2 separate regions of the Homo sapiens genome follow, and region 2 is linked to region 1. Evidence: read pairs that join two places in POLR2A ChIA-PET (ENCODE). Cell type or tissue: MCF 10A. All regions are shown on one strand.

Region 1 (2,500 bases):
TTTTGTCATTTAGAGATATAAACCGGGGCATATAAAAATGCAACTTGTATTCCTTTGTATATTTTTCCCTGTCTGACTTATAAATCTTGAGACCTTTATTGTAAAAGCATGTATCATCAGGTGAGAAATATAAATAGGAACTGGGGTCATTGAGCCTCAGGTAGGGAATATATCAACCCGATTTCTTCCTCTCTTTTCCCTTTTATAGGATAAATAATCCACCCTGTCTGCCTTTACATTGAATAGTGCAAAAAAGAATACGATTTCTGCAAACCTGCCCAGTGTTTTGGTGTGGAGCAATGATGCTTGTCCCTTTAATTCAAATGTCACTTTCCATTTGAAGGCCTTCGAGGCTGGCATGGTGAAAATTCTAGGCAGTGTTTCTTTGGAAACTCTTTGCGGTATCCATGGATACCCAATCTGCAGGAAGCAAGGTGCATGATCTTTTCAGAAGCAACACACATATGTATGTGTAATTGCTCTGTATCAAAAAGAAGAAAGAGGGTAAAGTCCATTACTGGATATATGGTTAGTAGGAAAACAACTCCATCTATTAGGATTGTGGAGTTTTTCCCTTGGCATGAAAACATACACACAAAATAACCCCAGATAAAGTTCAAGTATTTATAACCAGAAGGTGTTCTGTGGCCCTGCAGTTTTATTTTCAATGTTTTGTCTACCATAATTTTCATAAATAGCTAACAAAACAATTCACAGAGAGACTTTGGAAACTTCTACTGGGTTAGACTTTATAACTAGTCACTTAACCATTATCTCAGTTCATCATCTACCTACGAAATGGGAGTTTTCAGTTAGTCCTAAACCTTCCTTCCTGAGGAAATACATCTTTTAAAGAAAGAAAGAAAAAAATATAATAGTGTTATAAATAAAACATTTGATGATAAGAAAATAACAAAATGAAGATCAACAAAATAACAGCTCCTGAGCCTACCAGCAATGTCTATAAATGAGCATTATTACTTAAAAATGTTAGTCCTTAGAAGATACCTGCCATTTGCCTAGACTTTGTCTTCTGAATGACAACCCTATAATTACAATGCAGAGTAAATAATTATTCATGGTTTGAACTCAAGAAAAAAGAATTATTTGTTACTGTTTGTCAGATTCTAGCCCAAACTGAGGTCCAAAGGGAGTTGGTGGGCTGGTGGCAGGTAGCTGGAAAAACTTGAGGAATCGTAGGCAGTTTTGACATGGCGTTATTCTCTCTCTAGGCGCGAGCCATATGTACAGCATCAGCAGGGTAGTTAAACCTTTTAGAGACAATAATGGATCCCAGCCAAGCACAGGCTCATGTGAATGGTCACCTAATGTGCCTCACGTGGCATGGTTACATAATGTGTAGAGTTGTGTGCCTGCGTTCCAAACCCACTGAGTCATGCTGTGCCAGAAGGCTGCCTCAGCCTACTCCTGACTAAAATGCAGCCATTTCCCTTACACTCCATCCCCTAGGCTGAGAGGAGTCTTTCAGGTAGGGATACGTGCCCATAGGGTGGAGCCCTGAATCCATAACCCACAACACTACAGAGAGCAACAGCTCATTACCAGGATCCCAGCTATGCTACTTAGGACTGTAAGGGCCCAGCGTAGGCCACAGCCCAGAGATGCCCACCATCTCTGCAGGGGGTTGTCAGTAAGGCTCTCCACCACCTTAATCTCCCATGAGACCTCTTGCAGGGCTGCTGTTATGTTCTGCCAATTGTCAGGGATAAAGGTACAACATTGTGTTCCTAAAAGGGCACAGGTGCCTCCTTGTGCAGCAGGTTACTATGTCTAAGGCCATTCAGTTTTGCAATACCACCTTTCTCATCTGACCAGCCTCATCCATTAACAGGAGGAGGGCCACTTGGGTGTAATTCAGAGCCCGAGTGGTGTGCTCTGCAAGAGCAGTAACTTGTGCTTCTACAGTTGTGACACCCGCCGCAGGGATAGTCACTGTCAAGGGGTAGAACCACTGGGGAGCTCGTCGCACTCACAAAAAATGAGAGTGTAGCGCCTTCCAGTTATGCAGTGTCTGGGCAATGTGGAGAGAACAGTGGCCACCCCCAGTTCCAACATTCCGTCCAGTTCACTGGTAGGTAAGGCCACCCTGTGTGCCCACAGACCCATAAACTCCCAGGGGGCACAAAGTCCCTTGGGGCCCAAACTTGGGGGCTGCTTGTTCCAGCATACCTTCAGTATGGTGACATGTGTTATGTTTACACAGGCTGTGATGGGTACCTATCCCACAGTGGTGTTACCCCAGTGTTGCTCTATGCTCTGCGACACCTGGGCTGGGGGTACTACATGTTCCCCCGCTAGCCAGCCCCAGCCATCATAAATGCTATGGGCCAGCCACATGATGGGAGCACCATGGATCTTGCAGCGTCCTTTGTCCAAAGCTTGCTGCGTTGCATTCCAGATGTCAACCACGGGACCCCAAGTCTCCAGCCATGTCCAGTTCTCTGTAGACACTGAATGTATATGCCAAGGCAAGTCATCT
Region 2 (2,500 bases), 150 kb after region 1:
ATATGTTTTCCAAGCTTTTGGAATTCTCTTCTTCGTTAGGAAAACTGATTATTCTTAATTTTGGTAGTTTAACATAATCCCAGACTTCTTGGAGACTTGGTTCATATTTTCTTATTCTTTGTGCTTTGTCTTTGTTGGATTGGGTTAATTCAAAGACCTTGTCTTCGCGTTCTGAATTTCTTTCTTCTACTTGTTCAATTCTATTGCTGAGACTTTCCAGAGCATTTAGCACTTCTAAAAGTGTTTCCAAATTTTCCTGAATGTTTAATTGTTTTTTCTTTAAGCTATCTACTTCCTTGAATATTTCTCCCTTTACTTTTGTATCTTTTTTTTGGATTTCCTCGCATTGGGCTTTGCCTTTCTCTGGTCCCTCCCTGATTAGCTCAATAACTAACCTACTGAATTCTTTTTCAAGTAAATCATGGATTTCTTCTTTGTTTGGATCCATTGCCGGTGAACTAGTATGATGATTTTTTGGGAGTGTTGAAGAGATTTGTTTTGTCATAGTACCAGCGTTGGTTTTCTGGTTCCTTCTCATTTGGGTAGGCTCTGTCAGAGGGAAGGTCTAGGGCTGAAGGCTGTCGTTCAGATTCTTTTGTCCCATGGGGTGTTCCCTTGATGTAGTACTCTCCTCCTTTTCCTATGGATATGGCTTCCTGTGAGCTTAACTTCAGTGATTATTGTCTCTCTTCTGCGTCTAACCACCCAGTGAGTCTATCCGGCTCTGGGCTAGTACTGGAGGATGTCTGCACAGAGTCCTGTGATGTGAACCGTCTCTTAGCCATGGATACCACTGCCTGTTCTGGTGGAGACAATGGTGAGGGGGTGGGAGGCAGTGTGCAATGGACTCCGTGAGGGTTCTTAGCTTTGGTGTTTTAATACTCTATTTTTGTGTTGGTTGGTCTCCTCCCAGGAGGTGGTGCTATCCAGAAAGCATCAGCTGTAGAAGTATAGAGAGGGACCAGCAGTGGGCAGGGCCCTAGAACTCCCATGAGTATATGCCCTTTGTCTTCTGCTACCAGGGTGTATAGGGAAGGACCATCAGGTGGGGGCAGAGCTATACATGTCTGAGCTCAGACTCTCCTTGGGCGGGTCTTGTTGTGGCTGCTGTGGGGGATGAGGATGACTCTCCCTGGTCACTGGAGCTGTGTACCTAGCAGGATTATGGCTGGCTCTGCTGAGTCATGCAGGTTGTCGGGAAGTGGGGGAAAGCTGGCAGCCACAGGCCTCACCCAGCTCCCATGCAAAATGAAGGGCAGTCTCACTCCCACTGTGCTCCCTCCGCAGACAGCCAAGAGTCTGTTTCCAGGCAGAGGGCACAATGGGGTTGAATACTTGCCCCGGGCTACCCACCTCCCAGCTGTGAGAGAAAAGGGCTTGGTTCTCCCCGCAACTTGTGGAGTCTGCACACCAGATTTGCACCCTCCCCCAAGTTCTGGCAAGGAAGCTTCTCTCCGCATTCAAATTGTTACAAAGTTCAGCCAGAGAGTTCCTTCTTCCTGTGTAGTTTTACCCCCTGATCCTCTGGTCACCCACCTGATGGGTCCCTGTGGTGCCAGGCAGGAATGGCCTGCCAGGGGACCCAGCGAGCTCCCAGGGCCTTTCTGCTGCTTCCTCTACCCCTTTATTTCACTTGGCTTTCTAAATTGGCTCAGCTCCAGGTAAGGTCAGAAACTTCTGCAAACAGACCTTCAGCTTCTCCAGTGGGGGTGTGTGTTCAGGAGAGGAGGGTCTCACTTTTCCACTTCTGTAGTTGGGTCCCTCACGGTATTTGGGATGTCTCTTGGGTCCTGTAGGAGCAGTCCACTTCCTTCAGAGGGTCTGCGGGTCCTCTCGGGATTGCTGGTTTGTTCTTGCAGTCAATCCGGAGCCAACATTTACAATGCGAGCTTTCGCAAGCTGCTCGGTCTGGAGCTGCAATCTAGTCCTGCCTCCCATCTGCCATGATGATCTCTCTCCTATCCTATTTAATTTAAAACAATCCTTTAACCCTCTAAACTAGGCAAAAATGTACATTCCCATGTCTTCTTATAATCTTTTACTAAAGGCACATTTCACTTTCTTCACACACCTGGCATGTAAAACTATTTTTTTAGAAGTCTCGAGTACAAGTTATACTGTTAACTCTTAGCAACTTTTGGTGAAAAACCTGGTCAGTAAGCAATTTTAATTATGTATTAGGATTGAGCCTAGGACATCAGACGGAAGTGCAGATAAGGTCTGACTCCTTCCAGCATAGCTAGGGGGCATGGCTAACCCCACACATCCCCAGGCCTTACCTAGCTGTAAAGCAGGCAAGTTGAACAATTTTCAAAAGTGAAAGCAGTTTACAACCTTAAAGCATTTAGTAAACCTAATATCTGACCTGCCTAATTTGGACCAAATGTCTATGTTTTACCAATGATCTTTAAAGCTGTTCTTATTTCCTAAAGATGATTAAAGTCACGTAAACTAAAAGGAATTATAGCTTTTAGTTTTCTTTCAAAATATTTAAGCACTT

What was found. Peaks named below come from ENCODE experiments on the same cell type or tissue, not always from the same donor. Only the 100,000 strongest peaks of a DNase experiment are listed, where the experiment ranks them.
Region 2: POLR2A ChIA-PET joins it to region 1 with 6 read pairs; 1 of 35 experiments calls an interaction of 5 or more read pairs at or near these places.

What each region holds. Positions count from the first base shown.
Region 1 is chr6:125,273,070-125,275,569 of GRCh38, reverse strand. It overlaps HDDC2 (HD domain containing 2), which reads left to right. Exons shown (of 6, transcript NM_016063.3): 6 at 1-220. It overlaps LOC124901395 (a long non-coding RNA gene), which reads right to left. Exons shown (of 2, transcript XR_007059736.1): 2 at 1-2,500. Among named protein-coding and RNA genes, the nearest start is that of HDDC2, 28 kb to the left of the region's middle. In MCF 10A, no CTCF peak of the experiment used is centred here; a DNase peak (open chromatin) is centred at 1,349.
Region 2 is chr6:125,123,046-125,125,545 of GRCh38, reverse strand. It overlaps LOC124901394 (a long non-coding RNA gene), which reads left to right and starts at 1,495. Exons shown (of 2, transcript XR_007059735.1): 1 at 1,495-1,661. RefSeq lists an enhancer at 718-1,917. In MCF 10A, no CTCF peak of the experiment used is centred here; DNase peaks (open chromatin) are centred at 1,225 and 1,875.